Regions from separate parts of the Homo sapiens genome. Here region 1 is linked to region 2. Evidence: read pairs that join two places in POLR2A ChIA-PET (ENCODE). Cell type or tissue: OCI-LY7. All regions are shown on one strand. Each heading gives the region's core, and the rest is flanking DNA. Links, peaks and the distances in the headings are about the cores only. Region 1 holds the start of ARHGAP9 (Rho GTPase activating protein 9). Region 2 overlaps R3HDM2 (R3H domain containing 2).

Region 1 (4,388 bases), core at 281-4,280, 190 kb before region 2:
CAGCTGCTCAGGAGAATGAGGCAGGAGAATGGCATGAACCTGGGAGGCGGAGGTTGCAGTGAGCCGAGATCACGCCACTGCACTCCAGTCTGGGCGACAGAGCAAGACTCCGACTCAAAAAAAAAAAAAATTTTTTTTGTAGAGGCAGGATCTCACTATGTTGCACCTCAAGCTCCTAGGCTCAAGTGATATTCTGCCTTGGCCTCCCAAAGTGCTGGGATTATAGGTGTGAGCTACTGTACCAGGCCAATATTTATTGATTTCATATTAAACTAAATAGTGGTATTGGGAGAGAAACAGGTTTGTGATAAGTTCAGTTTGGTTCATACTGAGTTTGTCGTACCTGTGAAATACTCAAGTGGATTTTCTGGTGGACAGTGGATTAGATGGGAGCCCCAGAGAAAGATCTGGACTTGAGATACAGTCCTTAGCAGCACATGGAAATCATTTGAGCTGGGGAGAGAATAAGACCACCCAGGGAGGGTATGCAGAAAGCACAGGGCACAGGATCTCAGATAGGCTTCTGTGGTTTAAGGAACAGGCAGAGGAAGGTCATTTCTCATGCCACAGACAAGGAACTGCCAGAAAGGTAAGAGGGATACCAGCAGAGTGTTTGTAGGAGAGAAAGGTCAATTGTGTTGCCTGCTACTGAGATGTCAAGCAACATAAGGATTGCATAAGGACTGCAGGATGCTCAGGCAAGGTCGGGGGTGACTCTATTGAGGAGTGACTTTGAAAAGGTGGCGGAGTGAGGGGACAGGAAATGGAGATCCCCTCTACAGTGTAGGCAACTCAAGAAGTTCGACTGTAAAAAGAAAGAGAGAGGCTGGACTCGGTGGCTTACGCCTGTAATCCCAGCACTTTGGGAGGCTGAGGTGGGCAGATCACGAGGTCAGGAGTTCGAGACCAGCCTGGCCAACATAGTGAAACCCTGTCTGTACTAAAAATACAAAAAAAAATAGCGGGCATAGTGGCAGGCGCCTCTAATCCCAGCTACTTAGGAGGCTGAGGCAGGAGAATCACTTAAACCTGGAAAGCGGAGGTTGCAGTGAGCAGAGATTGTGCCACCGCACTCCAGCCCAGGCAACAGTGCAAGACTCTGTCTCAAAAAAAAAAGAGAAGAAGAAAGAGAGAGAGACATATATATGGTGGTACCTGGAAAGCCCAGTAAGGGGAGGTTTGTCTAAAGATGGGAGAGACTTGGATATGTTTAAAAGTGAATGCGACGAAGCTAACAAAAACAAGCTAAAGTATAGGAGAGAGAGTTTCAGAGAAGGCAAAAAAAGGGTGGATTCAAGCACTGAACACCAAATGAATAAATAAGTGAATAAATGGGTGAAATTAGTCACTATTTTGGAAGTGGGAAGGAAGAGTTGAGGGGTAGGATTCTCCATGTGTTGAAGTGAAGTAAACTAGGAAGATCACTGAGGCAGAAGCCCAGTACTAGCCACCCAGCCCTCAGGGGAAGAGAGCTGGCTCTCTGATATCACCAGTGGGGAGGGTCATTCGCTCCTTAACCCACCTCTCCAAACCCAAACAGAAAGCCTCACATTGTGCAGTGGAGAAGCTGAGAGAAGAGGAAAAGAGGAGTGGCCAGGTAAGGCAGAAGCAGAAGTGTGGGTTTTAAAGTGCTGGTAATCCAGGGAAGGTCACTTCCCACCTTCCACCAAGGAGAAGCTGGCATCAGTCCCCTATCTACCTGTCATAGCGTCTTGCATTACTTGTCCATTGTTCCTGATTCAATTGTAATTATTAAGTTTATTGTGTCATTAGTTAAGGTCTGTCTCTCCTTAAGCTCCAAAAGGGCTCATTCCCTTCTCTCATCTCCAGTGCCTGACACTGCTCCTTGCACGCAGGAGGCACTCAATCAATCCTTGATAAAAGCATAAATGAGGCCGGGCGCAGTGGCTCACACCTGTAATCCCAGCACTTTGGGAGGCTGAGGCGGGTGAATCACCTGAGGTCAGGAGTTCTAGACCAGCCTGGCCAACATGGTGAAACCCTGTCTCTACTAAAAATAAAAAAACTAGCCAGGTGTGGTGACAGGCACCTGTAATCCCAGCTACTCGGGGGACTGAGACAGGAGAATCACTTGAACCCGGGGGGCGGAAGTTGCAGTGACCCGAGATCTCGCCATCACACTCCAGCCTGGGGGACAAGAACGAGACTTCGTCTCAAAAAAAAAAAAGCATGAATGAACCCACACACTAAAGTAGCTCCTGCCTCAAGAGGCTTGTGTGTACAGGACAGTATCAAGGCTTCTCAGCTCCCAAAATCGTGTCCTGGATTGGGAGGGTGGTGATATTTCAACTCTGAATCCCTCTGTGTTTCTCCCACTTTGTCTTTCTCTCTGATTTGGTCTTGGTATTTATTTGGCTTTCTGTTTCTCTGTCACCATGTCTCTCTGAGTCTGCACAGGAAGCACGCAGCTATGGTCTGAGGTGACTGGTAACGGAAACATTGATGCTTGCATAAATTTAATAAAGAATAACACACATTTTTGTCTTTGTCATTAACCTTGTGTCTCCCTGTTTCTGTCTTGAACCTGATTCTTTCTTCTTATCTCCTTCCTGTGTCCACCTCAAGACTCCCACCACTACCCAGGACCAACTCCTGCTCCTGAATCTTCTGATGGGCCCCACAAGGTACTTGGAGGAAAACTACTGGCCTAGGTCATCTCCTCTAATTTCCTGCCTTGCTGGCCATGCAGCCCTGCTGACCACATCCTCTCTCATGTTACTTACATACTTCCTCACCAGACACCACCAGGAGTTCTCAGCCCCCAAAACCTGTCACCGATCCTCACCAGGCTGTTTGCTCTACCCTCTCCCCCAACTCAAGGGCTCCCGTCCTCACCTCCCTGCAACACTGCTCCTAGAACCATGTCTGTCTACCTGGAGACAGCCAGGCCTATTCCCTTCTGGGTCTCCAGTGTCCCTTTTTCTCACAGGTGACAGTGCTGGCTACAATGCTATCCAGCCGGTGGTGGCCAAGTTCCTGGGGGATCCTAGGGCTGGGCCCCCGAAGCCCTCCTCGGGGATCCCAGCTCTGTGCCCTCTATGCCTTTACTTATACTGGGGCAGATGGCCAGCAGGTGTCTCTGGCTGAAGGGGATAGGTTCCTACTGCTTCGAAAGACCAACTCCGACTGGTGGTTGGCAAGACGCCTAGAAGCTCCCTCCACCTCTCGACCCATCTTCGTCCCAGCAGCCTATATGATAGAGGAATCCATCCCTTCCCAGAGTCCAACTACCGTCATCCCCGGCCAATTGCTCTGGACTCCTGGTGAGTAAGCGCTAAGCCCTCTCCCTTCACCTTCCTACCTCCCATCACCTTCCTACCTCCCTGGCTTCTGGGAATTTTGGGGAGGTCCCCCTCCCTCAAGCTTCTGCTAACCATCTTCTCTTGTTTTTCTTTGATCAGCCTACCTCTTGCCCCCGCCATGGCATCCTCATCCCACTGCCTGTCCTCCTAGTCCTAAGGCTTCTAGGTCTCATGCCATTTTCCACATCCTCCCTCTGCCCTTCTTGTCTTCCCTGTGAGTTCCCAAGATGAGGGACCCAGTTACAACAACACCTCTGATCACCTGCCACCCACCCTCCCCTTTTCTGTTTCCAGGGCCGAAGTTGTTTCATGGTTCCCTGGAGGAGTTGTCTCAGGCCCTCCCAAGCAGGGCTCAGGCTAGCTCGGAGCAGCCTCCTCCACTTCCCCGCAAAATGTGTAGGAGCGTCAGCACTGACAATCTGAGCCCCAGCCTTCTGAAGCCTTTCCAGGAAGGACCAAGCGGAAGATCCCTCTCCCAGGAAGACTTGCCGTCAGAAGCCAGTGCCAGCACAGTGAGTCACAGCTCTTCTGAGCTGGGCCCTGTTCTAGGCACAGGACAGACAGCACCTCTGTCTTCAGGGGACTCCCCTGGGGATGACAAACACAAAAACAAATAAATAAGATAACGCTTGGTACTACTGATAAGTCTAAAGGCAAGTTAATGTGGTGGAGAGTGGCTGAGGTGGTGCGGGGAGACATCTGTGAGGTCACGGCATTCAGTTGACTCTGAGCAAGGAGGAGAAAGAGGCAGCCGAGAGGCAAACTGGGTAGGAGGTGAGAAGGGACAGTAGGTACCAAAGGCCCTGAGGGGACAGGGCACAGGGCGCAGTGGAGGCACTGAAAGGCCAGCCCTGTGCTCTTCCTTCCTCCAGACTCCTAGCCCAGGGCAGGGTTTTTCTGTGTTCTGCTTGCCTGATAGGCTACAGCAGGTCTCCTCTAGAGATGTGACTTGCCCAGCCCTTCCCTCTCTTTCTTAACCGTGGGTGGAAAGGGGCTCCTCTTCCCTTCTGTAGACCCTTCTCTGTCTTCTTTTACCTTGCAGGATGTGAGGGTGGGGCACCCCCT
Region 2 (4,388 bases), core at 142-4,141:
GAGGTTAATATAATCCTGTAATGATGCTTTTCTTTGATGTTAACCAACAGACTCTCCAAAGAAGCCTTTTCTTCTAGCTCTCACAAGAGAAGGCAGATTTTTAGGTACCTCTGTGTGATCTATATCTCTCCTTTTTATTTTTAATTTTATTTTGTTTTGCTGTAATCTTTTCAGCAGAGTGGGTTTGCTCCATGCATGGCTGCTTGTGGAATAATTAAATTTGTGGTTTTTGCAACATTGGATATTTTTCCCCATTTAAAAAAATGGCTCCTGGTCAATGACTTTATTTTTATTGTTGCTGATTTCATTTCGAGTCCTAAACAGGTGGTGAAGGGGACCAAATAGGTGTGTCTGGGATAGGTACAGCTTCCTCCCAGAAATTAGCTGGAATTGGGCATTTTTGAAAGATTCAAACATATTTATGATAAGGTAAAAGAATGGGTGTCTTCTGGCTAACCTTTTCTGAATCTATGGAAAAGATGTGTAGACATTATTCCTGACCCAGCATAGGAATATTTTTTCTTAAAGATATCTTTAAGAAAAAATAATACATATATATATATAGAGAGAGAGAGAGAGAGACATATACGGACACCTTTATGTATGTAGTTTTCTCTTGAGGCAATGTAATGTGTAAGATGACCTCAGAAAGGACCTGGCCAGGCGCGGTGACTCACGCCTGTAATCCCAGCACATTGGGAGGCCGAGGTGGGTGGATCACGAGGTCAGGAGTTCAAGACCAGCCTGGCCAAGATGGTGAAACCTTGTCTCTACTAAAAATACAAAAATTAGCCAGGCGTGGTGGTGGGTGCCTCTCGGGAGGCTGAGGCAGAGAATTGCTTGAACCCAGGAGGCGGAGGTTGCAGTGAGCTGAGATCACGCCACTGCACTCCATCCGGCCTGAGCAACAGAGCAAGACTCTGTCTCAAAAAAAAAAAAAAAAAAGACCTAAGGGACCTCTCTGCCTTAGAATGGACTTAAAGTGTGTCCTTCATACGATTGTTCATTACTTACTCTGAATGCTGGTGCAACCTGTTGTATTAACTTCCCCAGTTCCCAGTGTCCTCCATTTCCCCACAAAGCAGGTATAAGACCCTCCCTTTCATTTCAGTCTCTCAATCCTACCCCAGAGGATAATACAAGGCAGTGGTAAGAGAATAGTGTCTATTCTGTTACCAACTCATTTTAAGTATATTCTTCCCAATTTACCAATAGAAAAACTAGAAAATACTGAGAACCTGAGTATTTAACACTAGAATTCAGCTCTAACCCCCTTTCCAAAGGGTTTCTCTCTTATTGACTACTACACTTGATAAGGACTGTCTGACTAACTTGGATTTGAGATCTCACTCCTACTACTGTAGTTGTCCTTTCCCTGTTGTCCTTTCTAAAGCTAGCCAAACCTTGTGGAAATTGGGGTAGTGAGATTTCCCATTCTTGGGGTAGAGGATTTTCCATCTCTCTCAAGTCTTTTTTTCTTAGGCTGTCCTGCCCTGTGGTTCATCTGAAAACCCCAGGCAGAGAGGACCTTGCATTGTTGGTGGTAGTAGAGATAGATAGAGTCCCCTGCATTAAAAACAAAAAACAAAAAATCAGGATTCCTGTTCCACAGTCTACACTTCGGGGTCATAGATCATCCCAGGATAACTGTAAGAAATAGGAGTTTTAAACCAACTCCTATGTGTGAATTAATGCACAGTGCTTTACAGTCACCAGAGTATACTTTATCTGATTCAGTTCTCTCAACATCCTAATTTGGTCAGCTGGATTACATGTAAGAAAACAAAAGCAGAGAGATTTAAGTGGCTAGCCCAAGTTTACATGGCTAATAGAAGCAAAAATGGAGCTGATTCTTAGTTTAGTGTCCTCTTCGCTACACCACACCAGCTCTCTACAGATGTCACCCCTTCCTCTCTTAGTAGTGTTACATTTGGAGCCCTAATCCAGATTCACTGGTTAGAATGATGCTCTTATTAGGGCTATGGACCATCAGACTACATCAAACTGTGCAGATAATAGCTTGAAGGATCTACTGAGTAGGTGCAGCCCTTTCCTCTCCAGACCTTTTTTTTTTATTTCCCTGAGATGGAGTTTCGCTCTTGTTGCCCAGGCTGGAGTGCAATGGCATGATCTCGGCTCACCGCAACCTCCGCCTCCCAGGTTCAAGCAATTCTCCTGCCTCAGCCTCCCGAGTAGCTGGGATTACAGGCATGCACCACCACACCTGGCTAATTTTGTGTTTTTAGTAGAGACGGGGTTTCTCCATGTTGAGGCTGGTCTCAAACTCCTGACCTCAGGTGATCCACCCACCTCAGCCTCCCAAAGTCCTCATATTACAGGCGTGAGCCACCGCGCCTGGCCCTCACCAGACCTTTTAAGCTACTGGTTTTCCAACTGAGCTTTGATTGAAGATGTAGGTCATCTAAAATGCAGCATCGTGGGCACTTAAGGGAATAACTTCTTCCTCTACTTGGATACTAGTCCAAAACGCTAATGATTAGAAGCTGATCTTCTCTAATTGCCTTACACCTTTCTGGCCCAGTTTATGTTTGTGAAACAAATACCTGTAAACCAAACTCCATCATCCACATTGACAATAACTATGGCAGCTCCCCAGTTCTTTGGAAGAGTCTGCTCCATTGACAAATAAGCCACAGTGAGGCCTTACTGATGTTTATTGCCACCTCTTCCACAGGCATCTCTACCCATTCCCCAGACCCAACAAGCTGGACTTTTCACCAGCACTAAATCTGCTTGTAAAAACTAATCAGCTCTGATTTTACATGAATATGAGGTGTGACTGCTCTTTGTCCTTTACCTCCATCTCTCCAACATACACACAACCCGATCCAGTGCTCAAAATTGAATCTGGGTAGCATTCCCTAATTATTTTTATTTGTAGAGAGGGAAAATTGATCTTTTTCCTGCCAAGACTCAACTTAGATTCTCCAAGTCTTAGGGGAGTAGTGTACTAACCCAGGTTAGTCAGATCATCAGGCAGTCTACATTTTGAGTGTTTGGTCATCACTGTCTTGGGGAAACTGGATTAGTATAGAAGTGCTGCCATTTTGGCCCTAGCTTTTCAAGGTATTTGGTTTAAAGTTGCCTTGTTCACTGTCTACCTCTAGTAGCAAGAGAAAATAAATGGCAGGATTTCCTTTTCAGTGGAAAAGGCCTTTAGGACTTGTCTTGCAAAATTCAAGCTCTAATGTCTAATGAGCAGCCTCATCTATTGCCACTGCTGTATCCCCTTACCCCACAAACACACTCATTTTTATTGACTCCTCTTAGTGTACTTGCCTTTGTCCATTGAGATGTAGCTGTTGTCTCTCACTTCAGGTCTGGTTCTGTTCCTGGAGAGTACCTAACTTATACTTCTTTCTTGTTTCCCATTCTACTTTTGGCATTCCAAAGGAAAGGGGTAAAGCTTTGGAGAAACAGGAATATTTTTTAATTCACTAACTACATAGAAGCATTTAAGTGCTTACACACACACACACACACACACACACACTCTCTCTCTCTCTCAGTCTTGGGGTTGCAGAGAAGAATTAGCATGTTCCTAACCAGTTGTGCCAGTGTATTCTTAGCTCATCGTGATTGGCTTGACTAAAACCTAAAAGAAGGACCCTAGCATGTATTTTGCCCATTTTTCCTACAGTGCCTTTGGAGTAGGTATTCTAATAAAGAAAGGTGTTTTCTTTAATATTAATGCCCTTAAGAAAAATGCCTTTCTCTATTAAAATAACTCTGAGCCTAGTGCCTTTGGAACCAGTGGGATTGGAATGGGGTTTCCTATTTGCTTTTGATGGGATGGTGGTAAAAAGAAGGGAGCCCAAACTACAATGATTTTTTGCTTAATTATTCCTCGGTATACCTACCAAAATCTTTGTAATTGTTGTCATTTGGTTTCCTTAGGTCATTAGTTGTTGGGGATGTGGGGTATGAAAGAAAAATTGCTGGTTCTTGGTTGCTTAATGATTAAGAAGCAGTGAGAGCTCAACAAGACAGGGTTTTCAGGCCAACCTGGCTATCTTGAGGCATACAGCTGTTAATAATCATAGACAGTGATTATAACATCAAGATAACCCTGCTGTTTACAGAGCCAAATAAGAGAGGGAGAACCCCTTTCCTTAATAGTTTTGCTTAGGGAGATAGGATTATGAATATGAAGGCAACTAGGCACAGTCAACCCCCCTGCTCTTCGCCATCCTGAGTCCCAAGAGCATATTTGCTGAAGACTTTAGCCCTTAGAGATCCTGAAACCAATTGTTCGCAGACAGTAACATGGAATTTCCACAAAACAGGTTGGATCAATCCTAGACTATCAAACTGAGTTTTCCATAGTTAGTGCCCCTTTAGTTCACTATACTCTTCTTGCAACTCCT

The links. ChIA-PET counts read pairs that join two places held together with the same protein. Peaks named below come from ENCODE experiments on the same cell type or tissue, not always from the same donor. Only the 100,000 strongest peaks of a DNase experiment are listed, where the experiment ranks them.
Region 1: POLR2A ChIA-PET joins it to region 2 with 5 read pairs; 4 of 35 experiments call an interaction of 5 or more read pairs at or near these places.

The regions. Positions count from the first base shown.
Region 1 is chr12:57,477,987-57,482,374 of GRCh38, reverse strand. It overlaps ARHGAP9 (Rho GTPase activating protein 9), which reads left to right and starts at 2,509. Exons shown (of 18, transcript NM_032496.4): 1 at 2,509-2,645; 2 at 2,951-3,284; 3 at 3,618-3,835. The coding sequence starts at 2,969. RefSeq lists enhancers at 2,096-2,185, 2,356-2,405, 3,926-3,975, 4,336-4,388. In OCI-LY7, for the core only: a CTCF peak has its summit at 3,142 (motif pointing right); DNase peaks (open chromatin) are centred at 2,424, 2,744, 3,114, 4,244 and 1 weaker place; H3K4me3 peaks cover 2,481 bases; H3K27ac peaks cover 3,451 bases.
Region 2 is chr12:57,284,573-57,288,960 of GRCh38, reverse strand. The region is part of intron 12 of R3HDM2 (R3H domain containing 2); the gene reads left to right. Among named protein-coding and RNA genes, the nearest start is that of STAC3, 36 kb to the right of the region's middle. In OCI-LY7, for the core only: no CTCF peak of the experiment used is centred there; no DNase peak of the experiment used is centred there.